Regions from separate parts of the Mus musculus genome. Here region 2 is linked to region 1. Evidence: chromatin loops called from intact Hi-C (ENCODE). Cell type or tissue: heart. All regions are shown on one strand. Links, peaks and the distances in the headings refer to the core of each region. The heading gives the core; the rest is flanking DNA. Region 1 has its middle 22 kb from the start of Slc10a4. Region 2 overlaps Ociad1 (OCIA domain containing 1).

Region 1 (5,388 bases), core at 335-5,334:
AAAGCCCTCCACAGAAGCCTTGAAGGCAAGTAGTGCCACCAGTCCAGCTGCAGTGGATGGGAGCCCCTCTCTCCAGGACAGGGAAGCGGGAAGGGGCCGGTTTCCATTAGTTCCCTCTCTTGAGAATGGCCAGAGTTATGCAATAGCCATGATGTGGTGTCAATTCCAAAGGAAATATGATATTTCTGTCCAGAGGAGGGGGGTGCCTTTGTGAGACAAGAGGGAAGCCCAGAGATGGGGAACAAATCCCCCTTTTTTGTTTTGATTTTTTTATTAATGTTTTGAGAAAGTGTCTCCTGGCTGGCCTAGAATTCTGTGTAGACCAGAGTGGTCTCAAACTCAGACCCACTTGCCTCTGCCTCCCAGGTCCTGGGATTAAAGATGTGCACTGCCACACCAAACTCTTTTTCTTGTTTCTAATTAACACAAGCTTCAGGCTCCCCTTCTAAACTACAAATATGTATATCAGACCTGAGAGAGCCCTGCAGATTTTGGAAACAGGTTCAATTTGTGCCAAGGCGTAGTTTACTGAATGGTCACAGGAGAGACAGATCCAGTTTTCTAAGCCCTGCTGGGCAGACCTGCAGCAAATGGTCCAGAACTTTAGGTCTGAACCTGTCCAGATTGATATAAATAAAACAATGCTGGATTATCTTAATATGTAGTCTAGTATTGAAAATGCCCAGCATTTAATCTAAAATTACTTGACATACAATTACCTGAGGATGTACGATACTCTCAAACACAATCCATTTGCTAAAATTAACAGTCTTGAAGGCAGTCACTGTTAACATCAAAGCAAGTGGGCTTTTCACCAAAGGTCACATGCTGGGGCAGAAAAGGATGCAGTTAGAAGTATTGAAACCATACAGTGTATGTTCTCTGGCTGTAAGAAATGAAAGCAGACGTCAACTATGGGAAAGTACCTGAAAAGAACAAATATCTGGAAAATTTAAAACACCAGCCTAGGGATCAATAGCCAAACCAGAAAAGACTTCAAATTGCACAAAAATGAAAGTATAAAGGCAGAATTTGAGGGAAATTAAAAGTGATTAAGAAAATAAGTAATACTAAATTCTTGTATTGAGGGAGAACACGAGAAGCAGAATTTTGTGGCCTTCTAAAGACATCCACACCCCAACACTGGTAGCCCGGGACTATTAGATTTCACAGCGCGGGGGATTAGGGTTACAATGGTGTTCGAATTGCTCTTCAGTAGAGTATAATGAATAGATGCCCAGGTGTGCTGAAATGATCACGAGGTCTCTCTCTACCACCTGTGCTCTCGCCCCATTTCAGAAATCATGCGAGGCTGTGAACCCCAGGATGGGAGAAGTGGGTGTTGTCTGTGTTTTCTGCCCCAGTGATAGTAATTCTCCAGCAGTAAATTTGTATTTTACTGAAATTAAGCCCATTTCCCTTTGCCTCTGTGTGTGTGTGTGTGTGTGTGTGTGTATTGTGTGTGTGTGTGTGTGTGTGTGTGTGTGTGTGTGTGTGTGTGTGTGTGAGAGAGAGAGAGAGAGAGAGAGAGAGAGAGATCTGTCATTGCAGAAGGGTTAGGGCACCCCACTCTTACCCCAGCCAACCAACAGTTTCTGAAACAGACCCAGCCCCTGTTCTAGAAAGGGCACACAGACAACTTTATACCAGTAGAAGTGTGGAGGAAGGGACTCTCCGGGTAGGACTCCCTAAAACCAAATAAAGCCCAAACCCTTAGAGTCATGGTCTCTAAGTCGGGGCCTCTCTGCCCCGGGAGCCTGGGAGCTTGCCAATGAGAACATCCACTCAACAGCGTGCCAGCCCCCCTGCCTTTTACCCCTTTAACTAAGGGAGAGAAGAACTCACTGCCAGGTGGTCTCACTTGTTTCTGGTCCTGATGCTCAGTTGCATCGAGTATACACTTACAGCCTGATGTGTTCCAGACACTGAAGGGATTTCTCTAATACCTATGCTTCCTTCCACTAGGTTGGAGAAAATAAGAGACAGGAGAGTTTACTCTTCCTTAGGTAGCCCTCGGTGTGCTTATTATATAAATATTGTCTTTAAAAGGATTATGGGCGAAGGAATCTGTTACAAATCCATTTTGCCACTCTATTTTTTATTATTTTAATTTAATTTTTTTTTTTTTTTTTGAGACAGGATCTCTTTAGTCCTGGTTATCCTAGAGCTTGCTGTGTAGATAAATCTGGCCTCGAACTCACTGAGGTCTTCCAGCTTGTACTTCCCAAGGGCTGGAATTAAAAGTGTGTAGCACCATGCTGGGCCCCATTTTGACATTTTTATACAAAATATCCAATTGTCTCCTTCATTCTTCAGTGAGCTGTTTAGGATGCTGTTATCTACATTGGACACTAGGGGGCAATCTTGCTTGCTCTTGGAATGTTAAGTTTCCAGTCTCTGGGCTTGCTTTGAATTCAGATTCACTTGGTTGTCCTCACAAATGAGTCAATGTGATATTTTCATATTAATCAGAACAAAGTGAGGCTACACGATGATTAAGTGTGGTGCTTTGGTCAGAATCTTGGAACAGGAGAAGCAAATTCAATATTATAAAAATGAAATTTAGCTAGTAAAAATGACCAACAGCCAGGCAGAGGTGGCACATGTCTCTAATCCCAGCACCCAGGGAGGCGTCAGGCAGATCTCTGTGAGTTCAAAACCAGCTTGGTTTGGTTTAAAAAAAAAAAAAAAGTGAGTTCCAGAATGCAGAGAAACCTTTTCTCTAAAACAAACAAACAAACAACAACCAAATCAAAAAATTGTGCCTGAAGAGCTGGCTCAACAGTTAAGAGCACTGACTGCTGCTCCTTAGGACCCAGGTTCAATTCCCAGCACCTACATGGCAGCTCTCAACTGTAACTCCAGTCCAGACTGTTCTGGTCTCTGCTGGCACACATGTGGCGCACAGGCATGCATCCCCCTGCCTGTGCCTCCCAAGTGCTGGAATTGAAAGTGCATGACACCGTGCCTGGCAAAGCAAAACATTTTATAACTAAGAGTAGAAGCTAGCTTGTGTTTAATTTCTTCTGAAGCCATGAACAACACTCTAAGAAGTCCACTAAGTGGTCCATAAAGAAGCATACAGTTGAACAGTGGACATATATTTAGACATGATCTTGCAGATCAAACTGTGGGCTTGTGCCTGCCAGGCAAGTGTTAGTGCTATTACTGAGCTATACAGCTTATAATAAAAGCAGTTTGATGTTTGGATCCCAATCCACAGACGAAGCAGAGAGAGGATTTCCCGGCAGAGTTGGGGTGCATATTTGCATATTTCCAGCAACGGTCCAGGAAGCCCCTTTCGGCTTTGTTGCCCCACGAGTGGGCCATCTATCTTTAGCCTGGTGGGCCAACAGAATAAAACAAAATTAAAGGGCACTGAAAAGTGGCACCGCTCTCTCACTCTCAGAACCCCTGACTCATAAATATCGCTCATTATCTCAGTCCCAGGATCTAAGCCCCACTCTTCCTAGGCATACCTACCCTTTCCCCTCCCCCAGTCTTCTCCTATTCCCTCTACAAGAATCCACTTCCTCCTCTTTTGTGTGGCTCTTCTCCAAACGCAGAGCTGTAGACGATTCGCTTGTAGAGTTGCTTGTAGAATTTGCTTGTAGAGTTGAGGGATCAGGGTCTGTGGTGCTCACCAGAAGGACTGCCAGAATCCCGGTTCTCTTGCCTCCAGGAGGAAGGTGGGATTGCTTCACTATCCCTAGCCAATGCGCAGACGAGCAGAAGTGAAATTCGGGACAAAAAGTCATTAAGAGCTCTTGCGTGATGCCTCAGTTTCCCCTTCCCCCCACAGAAACGACCATCACAGGCGATGGAGTCTCTCTTTCTCTCTCCTGGGCTTGAATGAGGACACTGTGGAACCTACTGTCAGTCAGCCCACAAGGACAGATAGCACCTCTGTGGGTGTAAAGCACCGAGATTTGCGTCAGTTAAGGCAGCAGGGGTCAGCTCAGCTCGACTCTCATCCCATCTGCTCAGCTTCATCCGAGCAAAAGCAGCTGTTATCCCCCACCCAACCCCTCACTTCAGTTGTGAGGAAACTGAGGCAGGAGAAGATTAAGGAGCTTGCACAGGATCATATAGCTAGTCCTGAGGCAGCGTGAGCAGAGATGACAAGAAAGCTTCCTGCAGTCAGTCCTCTCCTTCCTCCGTGTGGGTCCTGGAGATGGAGCTCAGGTCTTCACACTTGGCAGCCAGCACCTTCCCCTGCATCTGTCTCTTAGTCGCCTAATTGTTTACTGAAAATTCCAAAAGCTGTAGGAAACATTCGGGGTGGGGGTGGGGGGGTGGGGAGGGGAGGGAAGCGTTTGGGGGCTGTCATGGGTCAGCTCCTATGGGGTGTAAGTGCCAGATAGGAAGTCAAACAGTGTTCTGGACGTTTCTATGAAAGCGTTTTGGGTACAGTTACCATGGGACAGACAGTAAAACACATTGTCCTCCCCGTTCTGGATTGGCCTCAAGCCCTCAGTTCAAGACCAGAACAGAGCTAGAATAGAGCTAGACCAAACTCCCTGCGAAAGGGGAAAGCCTGTAACTGCCTGTCTTCACACTCAAACACCAGGCTTCAGACTGGCATCCCAGCCTCTGGACTTGGACCCCAGCTCTGTCTTAATACAAGTCAGAAGAGCGCATCGGATCCCATTGCAGATGGTTGTGAGCCACCATGTGGTTGCTGGGATTTGAACCCATCACCATGTGGTTGCTGGGATTTGAACCCATCACCATGTGGTTGCTGGGATTTGAACCCATCACCATGTGGTTGCTGGGATTTGAACCCATCACCATGTGGTTGCTGGGATTTGAACCCATCACCACAAGAAGTACCACTGAGTCATCTCTCCTGCCCCAAGAAAACAATACTTTGTCCCAAGTGCTTTGGCATTCCATATGGGAAGGCACGATGCCTCTTGGGCAACTCTCCATGGGCCTTTTGAATTTGTGCTGTTCCATTCTGGAAATGTTCTTCCAGACAGTAACAGTTGTAGAGCCAAGGTCCCTGTGTGCCCCGCTCATAATTCTTCTGTGGTGCTACGGGAAAGCACCCGCCAACTAGTGAACCAATGAGTGACTGAGCACTCATAGAACAAGATGCTTTGGAATAAAGACACCGGGCTGAAATTCTAAGACCTGCCAAGGCCTAGGCCAAGTTGTAACCAAGAGCCTGGGCCATATCAGGAATATGAATTTAGGAAATTTGCTTGTATTTGGTACTTAAAGGCCTGTTCATGGTATAATCTCTCTGTACAAGGATAAGAAATGGGTTGTGAGTGATGCGAAATGGGCAGAGTCATTTGATTAAAGGAAACCTTTCTTACAAACAGAGGTAAAATCATAAGGAAGCTGTTAACTGTCCTACAGCTCTCTTTGGTTCCCAAGCAA
Region 2 (5,388 bases), core at 202-5,201, 320 kb after region 1:
ATAGTCATGTAATAGAACATTTTATAACATTTCTTAGATATGGAATGCTATATATGAAATACATATTTATGCAAATGAGTAATGGAACTTAGGAGAGTATTGGCTTGTGAGTATTGATCAGAACAGAATAGTAAAGTAACTATAATTCCCTGGAAATGTACTGATTATAAAGTTTACACCCTTTTGACATCTGTAAACTATTCCTTCTGGTATAAAATTTAAAATCAGACTCATTATTGTAAAGAAGATGGCACCCATATTAGTCATGCCAACATTATAGCAGCAACCACATCTTGCTTGGCATGGCCACCATGGCTGTTGTCCATAGTTCTTTCCCATCCTCCTGCCGTAAGCTGCCTGATACCACAAGTGTTAGCCACTAGGGAGGACATTGCTTGCTTGGTTTCTTTGTCCTGCAAGCAGACCCTTCCATGTTAGGGACTTGGTATCTACTTGTGCCATGTCACCAACATCAGTGGCAATAGCCTAGATGATGGAAAGGGTTTGTTTGTTTGTTTCCCCCAATAAAATAGCTATTTAAAAGTTGTTGAGGGGAGTCATCACTGATGTAGCTTTTTGTGAGTCAGCCATGCTTCAGTGCCACAGCCAACCATAAGTTGCTCATGGGACTTCTGAAATCTTTCTTTGATGTATGAATGCTCTATCTGGGTGAATAGACTCTTCTTACTTCTCTTTATGAGAGGTGATGTTATGACTACTTATTTTCAAATTAGACAGTATTATCAATGATAAAAACATAGATCTTGGGTCTGGATTCAAGTTCCACCTATGTACACTTTAAGAGATGTGAGATATGGATAAGTTTCTATTTATGTCCGTGTTGATCTGCAAAATGGGGAAGATAGCTACCTATGTCATGTAATTGCTGTGGGAATTAATTCTAATTTTACAAATGGTGGGTATCTATTAAATGTATGTGTGTATTCTGTCTAATACAGTGAAGTTTCTATGCAAATTTAGAATAGCATTTTGTAGTTGTGAGGAGAAAAGACCTCAAGAAACTGTGGGAATGCTTGTATTGGATATAGTGTGGACAGTGGTCATCACTACTATAGATTTACCTAAAGAAGCAGATTATTTACAGACAGGAGTAGTAATTACATAGTACAGTGGAGCCAGAGAACTTGGGTTCTAACCCTAGGTCATCTATGAATCACCTGTGCAGTTTGGAAGCACACGAGTTGTCTGTCCATTTTGGGTATCACTTTACTCTAATTAGGACTAAGACTAGATAACAGCTGAGAGCTCCTGCAGCTAACCATTCTATTTTTGTGTGACATAAAATAGATCATGTCAGTTGGATAGACCTGAAGCCTAATCCATCAACCCTGCATGGAGTAAGAGGGAAGGGAAGGTCTGATGGCATGATGGCAAATGGAAGTAGAATAGCACCAGCATCCCATCGTCTGGACTGTCAGTCAATCTGTCTCAGACGGGAAAGTGTTGTCCATTGTAGGGTGGCTAACTAATGCATCGCCTCGGATCCTTCTGCTGTTCTTCAGTACTATGTATTACAGTCCTTGAACCAAAATGAACTGATACTGTAATCAAAGATGGTTTGTCCTTTGAAAAATCCTTAAGTGATAATACTTGAAGGCATTCAAGCCAGCAGACATTAAAGAGAGCATTTTTCCAGCAGAGGTAAAACCTGTTAATAAGTAAAGTAGGAATCAGTCAAACCTTAGGGTGGCTGCAAATTACGTCTGATGGCAAAGCTGATGTCCAATTACAGAGTTAGAAATCTTGATCATAAAATTTTTATAATAGTTAAAATGATCGTTACTTTTTAGATTGCCACATAGTTCAGACAAGAGTTGAGCAGACTACATCCATGGACTGAATGTGGTTTTTGTATTTAATATGCTAAAAATAATTTTTACATGTTTAAAATGGTTGGAAGGAAAAGGCTGATTTGATTGCATATGTATGCAAATTACTGGAATTAATATTTTGTGTCCAAAACTAATATTTTATTAGAAAAGGCTAAGTTCATTTTTTTTCATGTTTTGTCTTGAGGTGCTTTTGCCTTAAAATGGCAGTTGTATTTTGTTTTGTTTTGTTTTTCTTTTTTTTTTTAAAGATTTATTTACTTATTATTATATGTAAGTACACTGTAGCTGTCTTCAGACGCCCCAGAAGAGGGCATCAGATCCCATTACAGGTGGTTGTGAGTCACCATGTGGTTGTTGGGAATTAAACTCAGGACCTCTGGAAGAGCAGCAGTCTGTGCTCTTAACCACTGAGCCATCTCTCCAGCCCCCAAAATGGCAGTTGTATGGTTTGCACGAAGACTGTTTACTCGCTGGCACTTTATAAAGTATGCCATTTACCAGGTGCATGTAGTTATTTGAATTTAAAATAGTTTATGATTAAAAACAAAAGGCAAAATTAATTAAAGGAGCATTGGTGGAGTTCAAAGGAAGCTGGACGCTTGGATCTCCGAGTCTTTCTATGGTGTCTGTTCCTTAGAGACCTAGGATCAGGGTTTTTATTGGGGACTGATCACATGGGCACACTTAGCGTATCTGGTACTGAAATTCTAGACTCCCGGATGAAAAGTGGGTTTTCAGTATAGACTCTGTTTGTACAAAAAGGTGAGATATTTCATATTGGAAAATTTATTGTCATTCTAGGGATCCGTCTACTGGTCAGTTAGCAAAGCTAGTTCTTGCCAAGCTAGTGACCCAAGGATCAACTCCCATCATTGCAGAAAATAGGCATCTTTTAGATATTTTCATATGGTTTCAAGGAATATTTAAAATACATGATATTCTAATCACATGGTCAAATGTATTTTATATTTTGGTTTAGATAGTATAATGTGGAGCCTAAAATCTTAGGATCAGATATTAGGCATATTTTGTTTTGGTAGGTTGTGAGACTTAATGCTGATTTAAGTATATGGATTTAAGTGAGTAAGGTTCTTAATATCTGTACTTTATTTTGTAACTGGTAGTACTGTGAGCTCCCTGATACGGATGTGATGATAAAAGGCACGTGAGATAATTCACTCGAGGCATGTAGACTGTGGGATTTGATTACCTCTTGGTACCGAGTGCTCCTCCTGTGCTGTGCTTCTCCAGCATTCCTGCTTTTCCTGTGACTTCAGATGAGACTCCTCATCATTTTACTTTAACTTGATTATTTTAATGAATTGCTATTGGAACCTAAGTACAGATGGTTTCTCGAGTTACATTAATATTTTGGAATGTTTTCTGAAAATACTCCTTTATTTTTGCTTTGTATGCACAGTGCCGCTATAGAAATCTTGGTTGTTGAATCTTCATCTTGATGGTTTTCCTGTTACTGAGACTGATTTATCTCCTAGTATACGCAGAACAGTGTTTTCCTCTCGTTGATACTGACGAGTTCTTTTTCTGCCTATAGCTGTGCCGTTGGCTGCCACAAGTATGCTGATTACTCAAGGATTAATTAGTAAAGGTAAGTGTTCACATTCACACTTTGGATATCTGCCTTTATCTTATTTTCCTGATTCTTAGATAAGAAAATAGGATCTTACTCAATACAGGATCACTGATCAATTTATACAGTGTTAGAATAACTATCTAGACCCACTCAGGGGATTCTATTGATTTGATATTTTGATGTCATTGAGCATGTGTTTTAATTGTTACAGTGCCTGCCTATGTGCAGGAAGCCCTGAGTTTGAACCCTGGTACTGTGTAAAAGAACTGAGTGTGCTTGCACACGTCTGTAATCCCAGCGCTTGGGGAGTAGAAGCAGGAGGATCAGAAGTTCAAGGCCATCCTGGGTTACTTGAGACCCTGCCTCAAAAACAAAAACCCCAACCAACCAAATAGAGAATTTGGTATCAGTAACAATCTATAAGAGCAGAAAAGTACCTTAACATTTGTTGCTAGGTCTGGAGGGATGGTTCAGTGGTTAAGAGCATTTGATATTCTTCCAGAGGACCCGAGTTTAGTTCCTGTTCCCACTTCAGCTTCTCACACAGGCATACATTAAAAACCAACCAACCAACCCTTGTGGCTGGCTAGTTTGCAAGGAGAACAACAACAAACCTGGGCTAACTGAACACTGGCATCTTAGAGATTGTTAGAAATATAGTTTATGGGTCCATACTAAGCATACTGAGTCAATATTGCAGTCTGTTTTACACATTTAAGGTTTTTCATATGCACTGGCTTAAAGACCTATAGTTCCCTATTCTGGCTTTGTCTTCTCATTTTGGGGCATGGGTAAGGATGAGTTGGCATTCAAAAAATACTTAGAAGGCCTGGAGAGATGGCTTAGCAGTGAAGAGTGCTCATGTTATTGCAGAGGATTCAAGTTTGATTCCAAGTACCCATGTGGTAGTTATCTTATTTCGAGTTAAGAAGAAAACGTTTAATTGGGGCTGGCTTACAGTTTCAGAGCTTTAGTCCTTTATTGTCATGGCAAGAAGCATGACAGCATGCAGGCAGACGAGGTGCAGGAGAAGGAGCTGAGAGTTCTACATCTGGATCTTTAGCAGGAGGAGGCTGTGTGCCACATTATTAGGCCTAGATTGAGCACATAAGACCTCTAAGCCTGAAGTGACACACTTCCTCCAACAAGGTCACGCTCCTAATAGTGCCACGACCTATAGGCTAAGCATTCAAACTCAGGAAGCTAGGGAGCCATTCTTATTCAAACCAACACAGTGGTTGACAGTTATTTGTAACTACAGTTCTAGAACCCAATAGGCCAAGAACCCAATCTTTAAAATAATTTAGAAATTTAGGAGTCTGGCTAATAATACGGTTTTACTTATCTGTGTATACATGTGAGTGTGGTCTTGTTTGTCATTATCAAACATCTCCACAGGTTATCTCCCTGCCCCAGAATTCAAGGAGGTAGACTAGGCAGGCCAGCAAGGCCCAGTTCTGGGGTTATTATGTACACTTTACCAACTGAGCTATGTCCCTAGCCGATGGTAATCTTTTTAATATTCCCCAAAGGAACTAACTTGTTAGCTTAAGTAGTGCAGTGTATATCTCTGAGATTCAGTGTAGGTTAAGGATTAATGCCTTACTGGTGTGGTCAGCAGAGTTAGTTGCTTGTTAAATTTATTTTGTGAATTACCAGACTTTTGTAGCCTCTACCTACAACAGTATGGTATTCTTTGGAGTCCTGTTTTGGCTTTTTGTTTGTATCCTGTGCACATTTTTCATAAGAGGAGCTGGAAATTGAAGGCCTTGCTCTGTCACTGAGCTACATACACCCTACTCTAAGCTAGCAGTGCCATGGATTTTAGAGACAGTGCTTGCAGCTCCATCCCCTTGATTGACGCAGTGAGATGATTTGAAAGTGCAGAGGCTTACTGTTAAGCCTCCCATCGTGGGTTCTGTCCCCTGAGCCCACTTGTGG

The links. Peaks named below come from ENCODE experiments on the same cell type or tissue, not always from the same donor. Only the 100,000 strongest peaks of a DNase experiment are listed, where the experiment ranks them.
Region 2: it touches region 1 in a loop (2.0-fold over the local background); 3 of 42 quality-filtered maps call a loop at or near these places.

What each region holds. Positions count from the first base shown.
Region 1 is chr5:72,981,932-72,987,319 of GRCm38, forward strand. No RefSeq gene overlaps it. Among named protein-coding and RNA genes, the nearest start is that of Slc10a4, 22 kb to the right of the region's middle. In heart, for the core only: a CTCF peak has its summit at 2,344 (motif pointing right); no DNase peak of the experiment used is centred there.
Region 2 is chr5:73,297,256-73,302,643 of GRCm38, forward strand. Ociad1 (OCIA domain containing 1) reads left to right here. Exons shown (of 9, transcript NM_023429.4): 4 at 3,409-3,462. Among named protein-coding and RNA genes, the nearest start is that of Ociad1, 7.2 kb to the left of the region's middle. In heart, for the core only: a CTCF peak has its summit at 2,143 (motif pointing right); no DNase peak of the experiment used is centred there.